Linked DNA regions of Homo sapiens: region 1 is linked to region 2. Evidence: chromatin contacts called from ENCODE Hi-C or POLR2A ChIA-PET data. All regions are on one chromosome and are shown on one strand. The core of a region is the stretch at or near the end of the contact, and the rest is flanking DNA. Distances in the headings are between cores, read along the strand shown.

Evidence for each region. A loop is a pair of places that touch in the nucleus more often than their neighbours do. ChIA-PET counts read pairs that join two places held with the same protein, here RNA polymerase II (POLR2A). Pooled maps may share reads with other maps.
Region 1: a pooled map shows a loop between it and region 2 (4-fold over the local background). The contact joins two enhancer-like sites. A Hi-C loop is called at or near these places in 2 of 50 pooled maps. POLR2A ChIA-PET finds 5 or more read pairs at or near these places in 2 of 52 experiments (B cell and BJ).

The regions. Positions count from the first base shown.
Region 1 is chr10:848,107-854,155 of GRCh38, forward strand. All of the region lies in intron 5 of LARP4B (La ribonucleoprotein 4B), which reads right to left. Among named protein-coding and RNA genes, the nearest start is that of LARP4B, 81 kb to the right of the region's middle. Within about 2 kb of position 3,970, at least 3 of the 41 ENCODE cell types and tissues checked have a DNase peak (open chromatin) inside an H3K27ac peak, as active enhancers do; they include B cell, where a contact is called at or near this core.
Region 2 is chr10:330,822-336,509 of GRCh38, forward strand. All of the region lies in intron 29 of DIP2C (disco interacting protein 2 homolog C), which reads right to left. LOC124902362 (a long non-coding RNA gene) reads right to left here. Exons shown (of 2, transcript XR_007062030.1): 2 at 4,204-5,031. Among named protein-coding and RNA genes, the nearest start is that of ZMYND11, 200 kb to the left of the region's middle. Within about 2 kb of position 2,675, at least 4 of the 41 ENCODE cell types and tissues checked have a DNase peak (open chromatin) inside an H3K27ac peak, as active enhancers do; they include B cell, where a contact is called at or near this core.

The DNA.
Region 1 (6,049 bases), core at 2,720-5,219, 520 kb after region 2:
GAGGGGATCAGAAGTATAACAATATATGTCATTCACGTGCAGAGCCTGAAATGGTTAACCCTCCCCACCAGAAACTCTTGTGATTCCCGGAGCCCTGCCTCGGTGATAGGAACAGGCCCCACACAGCACCGTCCCACTCACACCTAACATCTTAAAAACAAGATATGAAAGGATCACACTGTTTCCAAGAAACCTGGCTGCATCCCAGAACAAATATCAAATATTTAAAGAAATACAAAAATACTAAGCCCTGAATACAGTAAAACTCAATCTAACCAAAAATTACCATGCATGCAAAGAAAGAAGCAGGAAGATATGACCCATGACAATGAGAAGTATCAACCAACAGAAGCCAATCCAGAACTGACACAGATGTTAAAATTAACTGAAAAGGATGTTAAAAGTTATCATAACTGTATTCCATATGTTCACGAAGTCAGGTAAGGACATAAAAGTTATTAAAAAAAAAAAAGAAAAAACTTATAGAGATGAAAACTCCAATGTCTGATATTAAAAATACTTGATGAGATTAACAACAGGGTAAACATTACAGCAGACTCGGGAACCTGAAGACACAGTAACAGAAGCTTCCCAAAATCAAACAGAAAAATGAGAAGCACAACCAGCTGAGAGGATCAGCAAGCTGCGGACAACATCGAGCAGCTGAGCTCAAGTGTAACAGCAGACCCTGGTATAGTCAGCCCTCAACACAGAGAAAATCTACACACAGGAGTAGAGAGCACCAGAAACCGCCATGACATGGACAAACACGTATGCTGTTTTGCTTGTTACAGTTTCAATCTCTTTTAAAAATAACTGACTTTTAAATAAAAATAAAAACATATATTGTCAGTTTATAGCATAAGTAACTGCAAAAGGCATGATGACCAAAGCATCCGGGCCACGAGAGAAACGGCGGCAGACTGCCCTGATGCTGTGCTCTATGTGAAGCAGCACGCAGCCACCTCAAGGTAGACTGTGTTAGCCGGAGGAAGTGGAGCAAAACGCAAAGAAATCATTAAAACAGCGAAACAAAGAAGAAGGCTGCTCCAAAGGAAAACAGAAAAAAAGGGAAAGAGGAACGAAGAACACATGGGACAAAAAGAAACAGAACACGTCTAGCACTCAATCTTGGTTTCTGATATCACTGTCCAATGAAGGACCCAGCGCTCCTTGGAGAAATGGCTGATTCTAAGGCTGAAGCAAGGAGAAACAAAACAAAACAAAATAACCACAAAAAAACCCTATGTTGATGGGGCATGTCAAAGGGAGCCGACCAGAACTCCTGATGGCCAAAGCTAGAAGAACAATTTGAGCAACAAAATAAAGCAGTACTGGATTATAACCAAAAGTATAAAACAAACATTCTGGAATCCACACTGCTATAAAGAGTTGAATAAGTAAATAAATAAAGGAGAAGAGACAAATCTCCCATACATAAGAATTTTAAATAATTTACGAAGATTCGTGTCCTCATGGAGGGGGACCATAAATCCCCAACTCCTTAAGTGTGGGCTGTACGCAGCGACTTCCTTCCAAACAGTACAACATGGAAATGGGGAGGGAAAGGGTAACTTCATAGTGAGAAACCCAGTAAACAGCCAGGTGATCAAGATCAACACCAACAGTGGTAAGTCACGTTGACAATGTGCACCCTTGATATATGTGATAAAAGTGGTGTTTTACCTTCTCAAACCCATTACCACTATAGTATCATAATGAGGAAAACATCAAATTCTAATAGAAGAGAATGTTGTTACAAAATACTTGACTAGTACTCTTCAGAACTATTATATCAAAACTACCACAAACAAGGAAAGCCTGGGAAACTGTTACAGCCAAGAGGAGCCTAAGGAGACGTAACAATGAAATATAATGTGGTTCTCAGCTGAGATCCCGCAACAGAAAAAGGACGTTAGGTTACGATGTATCACTACTGGTTCAGTGATTGGGACAAATGTACCATATTAATGCAAGATGTCGGTAATAGGAAAAACTGGGTGCCAGGTATATGGGAATTCTGTGTGTTCAATCATCTCAATTTTTCTAAGTCTAAAACTATTCTAAAACAAATAGCAAGATGAGAGACCTAAACCTAACCAAAGCAATTACCACACTAAATGTTAACGTTCTAAATAGAAGACAAAAAAGCAAAACCCAAATGTTATGTTATCTACAACAAATGCACTTTATTAAATACACAAATAGCTTAAAGTAAAAAGGATATAAGATATACCATATTAAGGCTAGTCAAAAGAAACCTGGAGTGATTACATTAATGTGAGACAAAGTAAATTGAGAGCAAAGACTATTACTAAAGATAAAGAGAGGGGTCAATGAATCAAGAGGCCACAAAAAAGTCTTCAAAATACGTGAAGCAAAAACTGATAAAACTAAAAGGATAAACAGACAAATGCAAAAATTAACAGAACCTTTCTTTCAATAGTTGACAGAACAAGTAGACAGAAATCAGAAAGAGTACATTAATCTTGAACACTACCACTCAACTTGACCTCATTAACACTGACAAAATATTCCCCATAGCAACAGCAAAACACATATTCTTCTCAAGGACAAATGGAATATTTAACAAGACAGCCCATATTTGAAGCCATAAAATAAGACTTAATATATTTAAAGAAATTCAAGTCATACAAAGTATGTTCTTTGACCACAATGAAATTAAACTAGAAATTAATAAAAGAAAGATCCCTGGAAAACCCCCAAATATTTGTAAACTAAATCAAATATCTCTAAATTATCTATGAGTCAAAGAAAAAAAATCAAAAAAGAAATACAGTATTTGGAAGTAACTGAAAATGAAAACAATGCATCTAAATTTGAGAGATTCTGCTTAAGCACTACTTATGGGGAAAATAGTAAAACTAAATGACTATATCAGAAAATAAGAAAGGCCTCATATTAATGAGCTCTGCTTCCACCTTAGGACACAGAAGAAAGGGTAAATTAAACCCAAAGAAATCGTAAGAGAGTATATTACAAACATCAGAAGAAAGAATGAAATAGGAAAGAGTAAAACAAATGAGAAAAATCGATAAAATGAAAACACTAACTTTTTTTTTTTTTTTTTTTTTGAGATGGAGTTTCGCTCTGTCCCCCATGCTGGAGTGCAATGGTGCGATCCTGGCTCACTGCAACCTACGTTTCCTGGGTTCAAGCAGTTCTCCTGCCTCAGCCTCCCGAGGAGCTGGGACCACAGGCGCCCGCCACCACAGGCGGCTAATTTTTGTATTTTTAGTAGAGATGGCGTTTCACTATGTTGACCAGGCTGGTCTTGAACTCTTGACCTCACGTGATCTGCCCGCCTCGGCCTCTCAAAGTGCTGGGATTACAGGTGTGAACCACCATGCCCAACAGAAAACACCTTTTGATAAGGTCAATAAAACTAACAAACCTCTACCCAGACTGATTGGGATTATAAAGAAGACACAAATTACCAATAACAGAGATGAGTGATGTAACATGACTACAGATTTCACAGGTGATAACAGAGTATTATGAACAACTCTGTGCTGTAAATCCCACAACTCAGATGAAATAGACCAAATCTTTGTAACTATATAAACCAAAGCTCCCTCAAGAAGAAATAAATGAGTAGCACTATGAAAAAATAAACTGTAGTTGAAAGCTTTCCCACAAATAAAACTCCTGCCCAGGTGGGACGCAGTGGCTCATGCTTGTAATCTCAGCATCTAGAGAGGCTGAGGTGAGCGGATCGCTTGAGCTCAGGAGTTTGGAGACCAGCCTGGGTAACATGGTGAAACTCCATCTCTACAGAAAATACAAAAATAAGCCAGGCGTGGTGGTGTGCTACTGTAGTCCCAGCTACTTGGGAGGCTAAGGCGGGAGAATCGCCTGAGACCGGGAGGTTGGGACTGAGTGAGCCATGATGATGCTACTGCACTCAAGCCTGGGTGGCAGAGCAAGACTCTGTGAGCAACTAAACTAAGTAAGTTTAGTAAGTAAGAAAGGAAAGAAGAAAAAAGGAAAACTCCTGCCCACATGACTTGTTTCACTTCCTCATATGAGGGTGAAATAATACGTAACCTCTTCCAAAAACTTAAATAGAAAGAAAAACACTGAAATGAAAACTAGAAACCAAGATCCCAGGTGTAAAAATTCTAAGCAAAGTTTTGGTAAATGGAATCCAGTAGTATATCCAAAGTATACTGTATCATGATCTACAGAGGTTTAGACCACAAATGTTGGTATCACATTTGAAAAACAATTAATACAATTCATCCGAACACACTAAAAAACAACAAATATATGCCCATCTCCATAGATGACAAATTACAATATTCATTCCTCATAAAAATCTCTCAGCAAACCAGGAAAAGAAGAGTGCCTCATCAACATATAAAGGGCACAGACCTAAAACCACCACTAACGTTATACTTCATGGTGAAATACTGAGTGCCTCTTGTAAGACCAGAGACAACCCAAACGTTTGTTCATTCTTTCCACTTCTGTTCACCTTTGTACTGGAGGGCCTATCTAGTACAACGGGGCAGGATAAAGAAATAAAAGGCATCAAGATTGGAGAGAAAGTAAAACAGTCTTCATTCTAAAATAATCCAATCATCTATGTAGAAAATCCAATGTAATCTACAAAAAAGTGTCTAAAACTAATAAGTGAGCATAACAAAATTTCTGGGTTTGGACTCAATACATAAAAATGAATGCTTTGATATACTAGTAACAAACAACTGCAAATACAAATTTTAAAAATCACTTACAATAGCACCAAAAAATATAAAATACTTATAAACTGGATAAAAGATGTAAAAGACCAGTACACTGAAAACCAAAAAATACTTCTGAGAGAAATTAAAGATCTAAACAAGTAAGAGATACATCTTGTTCATGGATATTGTTCAGATGTCAATGTTCTCCAACTGATCTATAGATTCAGTGAACCCCCCAACAAAAATCTCAGCACTTTGTAGATATTAACAACCTCATTCTAATTTGCATGGAAATACACAGGAACTGGAATTTAAAAAGTAACTATGAAAAACAGAGTTGGAAGGCTATCACTACCTAATTTCAAGAATTATTAACAGTACAGGCATACCTCAGAGATATCATGGGTTCAGTTCCAGAGTGCTGCAATCAAGCAAATATTGCAATAAAGCAAGTCACACAAAGTTCTGTTTTCCCAGTGAATATAAAAATTATGAGTACACTAAACTGTTGTATATTTAATGTGAGATAGCAGTATGTCCTTAAAAAAAAAACTACAATACCTTCATTTAAACATACTCTATTGCTGGCTGGGCATGCTGGCTCAGGCCTGCAATCCCAGCACTTTGGGAGGCCGAGGCAAGTGGAACACCTGGGGTCAGGAGTTCAAGACCAGCCTGGCTAACATGGCAAAACCCTGTCTCTAATAAAAATACAAAAATTAGCTGGGCATGGTGGCACATGCCTGTAGTCCCAGCTACTTGGGAGGCTGAGGCACAAGAATCACTTGAACCCTGGAGGCAGAGGCTGCAATGAGCTGTGATCATGCCACTGCACTCCAGCCTAAGTGACGGAGTGAGATTATGTCTGGAAAAAAATAAATAAAAAGAATCTATTGTTGGAAAATGTTAACGATCATCTGAGCCTTCAGCAAATAATAATCTTTTTTGCTGGTCCTGCCTTGATGATGAGGGCTGACTGTTCAGGATGGTGGCTGCTGAAAACTTGGGTGGCTGCGGCAATTTCTTAAGACAACAGCGAAGTATATCACGTGGACGGACTCTTGCTTTCACCAAAGATTTCTCTGCAGCGTGTGATGCTGTTTGATATCATTTTGTCAACAGTGGGACTTCTTTCAAAATTAGTCAATCCTCTCAAACCCTGCTGCTGCTTTATCAGCTAGGTTTATGGAATATTCTAAATCCTTTGTTGTCATTTCAACAATATTCACAGCGTCTTCACCAGGAATACATTCTAACTCAAGAAACCATTTTCTTTGCTCATCCATAAGAAGCAAGTTTTACACATTCAAGTTGTACATGAGATTGCAGCAATTCAGTCA
Region 2 (5,688 bases), core at 1,425-3,924:
TTTTTTTTTGAGACAGGGTCTCACTCTGTCACCCAGACTGGAGTGCAGTGGTGTGATCTGGGTTCATTATAACCTCTGCCTTTCAAGCTGAGGCCATCCTCCCACCTCAGTCCCTGAGTAGCTGGGACTACAGATGCACAACACTATGCCTGGCTAATTTTTTTTTTTTTTTTTTTTGTAGATACGGTTTCGTATTGTTGCCCAGGCTGGTCTCAAACTCCTGGCTTCAAGTACTCCTCCTATCTTAGCCTCCCAAAGTGCTAGGATTATAGGCATGAGCTGCCATAAGAGGCCTACGCAAAATTTTATCAGTGAAACAGCACTATGATTAACGAGTTAGGCCTTGTTAACTACTATGCTATAATACTAAAGCCAGTTCTTTAATGTAGCCAATCTCATCTAAAAATTTTCATAATTGTTTATAAGAGAATCCAACTAAAGAAATGTAAGGAAGTTAGGTTGGCTAACAAAATTTATTTCAAACGGGACCCTTAGTATGAAAAACTACTCTTCGGCAAATGTGACAAAGGCGTTTTTGGGCAATTTTCCATTTCTTTCCTCATTCTTATTCCAAAGCTTGATTTATTCTTTTCAAAAGGACACATAGCCCTCTGTGTCTGTGGGTTCCTCACCCCTGGCTTCAACCATGAATCAAAGATATTCATGAAAAAATCTGCATCTATACCTAACTTGTAGATTTTCTTATCATTAGTGACTAAACAACATAGTACAACTATTCACACAGCATTTACATTGTGTTAGGTATTACAAGTAATCCAGAAATTATTTAAAACATGAGAGAGGAAGTGCATAGGTGATGTGCTCGTATGATGCCATTTTATATCAGGGACTTGAGCATCCTCGCTCTTTGCTTTCTGCAGTGGTCCCGGAACCTATCTCCTCCGTGGACACCGAGGGACGACTTTCTAGCAAATAGTGACCTTTCCAAGGGTTTAATACTTTGAGAACAGGGTTAGGCACATAAGGGGTGAATATCAGGCCTCGAATTTTTACTCTGCTGTAAACTGGCCATTTCATCTTAGTTTTAAAAATTTTACTGTGGTAAAACATATGTAACATAACATTTACCATATTAACCACTTCTTTTCTTTTTTTCTGAGACAGAGTCTTACTTTGTCACCCAGGCTAGAGTGCAGTGGTGTGATCACAGCTCACTGTAGCCCTGACCTCATGGGCTCAAGTGATCCTCCCACTTCCCAAGTATCTGGGACTAGAGGCACGTACCACCATGACTGGGACTAGAGACTAGAGGCACATACCACCATGACTGGCTAACTTAAAACTTTTTTTGTGGAGATGGGGTCTCACTATGTTGCCCAAGCTGGTCTTGAACGCCTAGGTTCAAGCAATCCTCCTGCCTCGGACACCCAAAGTCATTTTAACCATTTCTAAGTGTCCCTGGAAGTGGCTTCCTCAAAAATACACATCAGCATTAATGATTTGCTCTGTCAGAATTGTCAGCACACAACGGGCTTGGGAACCCAGTGTGAATTCCTGGCCAGAGAATTTCAAATATACTTGTGAAAACTAAATATAGTTTCACCTCCCTCCTCATCACCATAAATAAGAAATCAACATTAAGAAAACACAAATCTTGACAGCAGAAACAAATAGAAAACCCAACTCATGATTTCCTAATTGCCCTTACCTCACTCAATACAGCAAATTTTGATTAATTGCTGTATTAGCCAAAATTGATTTTTGGCACTGGCAATAAATTCTGCTATGGACAAGACAAACCTACTTAAGAGCAGGTTGCTTATTCTCAAGACATTATTCTCTGAGAATGTTGGGAACCTGAGCTGTTCTTCAGATCTTAACTTCAAAAAGAATAAAAATAGACATTTTGGTAAGTAATACACATTCGCACATTAGCAATTTGATGATTTCAGATTACTAACCTGACAAAATATACCAACAACTGAAAACTCTCCTAACTTGGGAATTCAACAAGACAGGTTCATCTCACCTGGGGGTCCTGGGTCATACCCTGTCTGCCAGCAGGCATGCCATCCAGCCCAGGGTCTCCCTACACACTTGAGTTACTGCAATGAAGCACTTTATTATTTTTTATTGTTGAGACAGAGTCTCACTCCGTCGCCCAGGTTGGAGTGCAGTGGTGCATTCTTGGCTCAATGCAACCTCTGCCTCCTGGGTTCAAGTGATTCTCCTGCCTCATGCTCCTGAGTAGCTGGGATGACAGGCGTGTGCCACCACGCCAGGCTAATTTTTGTATTTTTAGCAGAGACGAGGTTTCATCATGTTGGCCAGGCTGGTCTCAAACTCCTGACCTCAAGTGATCCACCCACCTCAGCCTCCCAAAGTGCTGGGATTACCTGCATGAGCCACCGCACCCGGCCTATTCTTTTTAAAACACCCGTCGGCTTTATTTAGGTATACTTTGCATACCCTAAGTTTCACTCATTTTAAGCACAGAATGGCTTTTAATAAAATTGAAGAGTTGTAAAATGGTCACTACTCTAGAACATTCCCATCACCTGAAAGGGATCCCGTGTCCATCTGCAGTCAGTCCCATTTCCAGCCCTAGCCCCAGTCATCATTCTACTTTGTTTACAAATTTGCCTTTTCTGGACACTGCCTACCACACAGCCACACTTCCCTCCCTCAGCAGGTGCTTCTGAGCTCATCCTGTGCAGAAGCACCCACCATGTGGACGTGGCAGGCGTCACCTGTTCAGTCACCTGCTAGCGGATACCTGGATTGTTTCCTTGTGTTGACCGAGGTTCCAGGGAACTTACACCAAGTCTCTGAGTGGATGTTCGCTTTCCTTTCTCCTAGGAGTGCAGCTGCTGAGTCAATGCAGCAAGTCTGCTTAATTAAGATCATGCCAAACAGTGGCTTCCCCATTTTACATTCCCACTATCAATGTATGAGAATTCGTTTTTCCACCTTCTTGGTTACTGTTGCTTTGCAGTGTAAGTTTTGAAGTCAGAAAACACGAGCTCTCCAACTTTATTTCCTGTGTTTTCGGTGACAGCATTCTAGTGGGTGTGAAGTGGTATCTCACTGTGGTTTTAATTTGCATTTCCCTAATTAACGCTAGGTATCTTTTCACGTCCTTATTGGCCATTTGTATGTCTTCTTCTGGTGAGATATCTATTCAGATCTCTTGCCCGTGTTTATGTTGCTTGTTTCTGAGTTTTGAGTGTTTATTACATAGGCTGGGTGCAGTGGCTCACGCCTGTAATCCCAGCACTTTGGGAGGCTGAAGCGGGCAGATTACTTGAGGTAAGGAGTTCAAGACCAGCCTGGCCAACATGGCAAAACACTGTCTCTACTAAAAATACAAAAAAAATAGCCAGGTGTGGTGGTGCATGCCTGTACTTCCAGCTACTTGGGAGGCTGAGGCAGGAGAATCACTTGAACCTTGGAGGCAGAGGTGGCAGTAAGCTGAGATCAAGCTACTGCACTCCAGCCCGGGTGACAGAGCAAGACTGTCTCAAAAAAAAAAAAAAAAAAAAAGAAAAAATTTATTACATAGGTGCTTAGAAGTGCTTCATGAGATTTATAATTTGCAAATATTTTTTCCCAGACTGTGGCTTGTCTTTCTACTTAATTCTGTCTTTTGATATACAAAAGTTTTAAATTTTGTTCCAGTCCAGTTTATCAGTATTTATGTAGTATACCTTTGATGAACTCTGTGCCTAACCAAGATTATGAAAATTTACTCCTGTGTTTTCTAAAATTTTTATAATTTTTGCTCTTACATTAAGATCTATGATCCACTTGAACTAACTTAGGTATATGACGTTGAGTCAAGGTTTAATCTTTTTTCCTTTTCATGTGAATGTCCGAATTTCCCAGCATCTGTTGTTGGAAAAACTTTTCTTCATTGAATTGCTCGGGTAACTCTATTAAAAAATTATTTGACCATAAATATAAGGGTTTATTTCTGGACTCTCAATTCTGTTTCTCATATATATAATCACTCTATCTCAATGCCAGTACATTGTTCTGGTTATTGCAGCTTTGCAATATTTTTGAAATCAGGAATGAGAAGTTCTGAATTCTCCAATTTTGTTAACCTATTTTAAAACTGCTTTCACTATTGTGGGTCCTTTATATTTACTTCAGGATATTATCAATTTCTGCCCCAAAAAACCCCCAAAAAATAGCCTGCCAAGATTTTGGTAGGAATTACATTGAACCTATAAAGCAATGTGGGGAGAACTACCATTTTAATAATATTGAATCTTCCAATACATGAATACAGGCTATCTGACACAATTTTTAAAAACAGGTGTAATCTTAAAAAATATTTTGAAACAATACCATTATACTCATATGTCTCAGATAAACAATCCTCTATGACAGAAGAAAGCTTTAGGATGAGGACACAAATTATTTGTGTTACTTAACTTTCAAACAATCACAAAGTTATAGAAAATGTACAAGTACGTTTAAAATAATTCTCTCTCCTTGGATTATCTAATGGTGAATCACTGACCTGATGCGTAATCCCAGACACTTCAGGGGGGATTTCCAACAAACAAGTCTATTTTCCTCCATAAACACCTAAGCCATCAAAATCAGAAAACCAACGCATTCCTCCTGTCCCAGCTCAGACCCTGTTCAAGTTTCTCTAGCCATCCCCAATTACCCAGTTTGCACAGGCACACTGCAAGAAAGTGGTCGGCTCTCAGCTTCCCGCTGCCCAGAGCGAGTTTCTGGATGTTTCCGTGACTCTCACGACACCAGGCTTTGGGAAGATTCTAGGCAGGTGCATTGTCCAATCAGTCCCCTAACTTGGGGGCTGGTGCTTCCACATGGGGAGATCCAGGACAGGCATCTTCGGCAGGAGTATCGCGGATGCGGCTCTCTTCATCCCACCCGCTGTGTGCTACAGGCTTCACCATCACTGAGGTTTGCCTGGACCAGCTGGTTCAGGCTTTTCCACCATGAAGACTCTCTTTCCTTTAACTATTTCGTGGATGGCTACTATAGAAATCCTCACTTCTCATCAAGCTTTCCATTTGTTCATCTGTGTATCTGAATAGTTGGAAAATTTCCTATTTTACTCAAAGTGTTACAACCTGTTGCAATCTTTATTCTTGAGACAGGGTCTCGCTCTGTCACCCAGGCTTGAGTGCAGTGGCGTGATCTCAGCTTACTGCAACCTCAACCACCCAGGCTCAAGTGATCCTCCACCTCAGCCTCCCAAGTAGTTGGGACCACAGGCGCACACCACTACACCCGGCTAACTAAAAAAAAAATGTTTTTGTAGGCTAGGTGTGGTGGTTCATGCCTATAATTCCAACACTTTGGGAGGCTGAGGTGGGAGGATAGCTTGAGCCCAGGAGTTCAAAACCAGCCTGGGCAACATGGCAAGACGCCATCTCTAAAAAAAAATTTAAAAATCAGCATCCCTGAGGTCCCAGGATAGCGATGCTTTGGTCAAGGATGGGTCCGTGTACAATGGTGGTCTCATGAGCCTGTAACGAAGCTGAAAAATTTCTACTGCCTAGAGATGCTGAAGCACACCACGTTACTTGTGTTGGTGGTGGTAACTGGTCTAAACAAACCTGTGCTGCCAGTCATATAAAAGCACAGCACATACAATCATGTCTTCAGTTCTGTTTACACGATGAATCACATTTTTTTATTTGCATATGATACCTAGCATCTTAGAGATGAAGCCTACTTGGG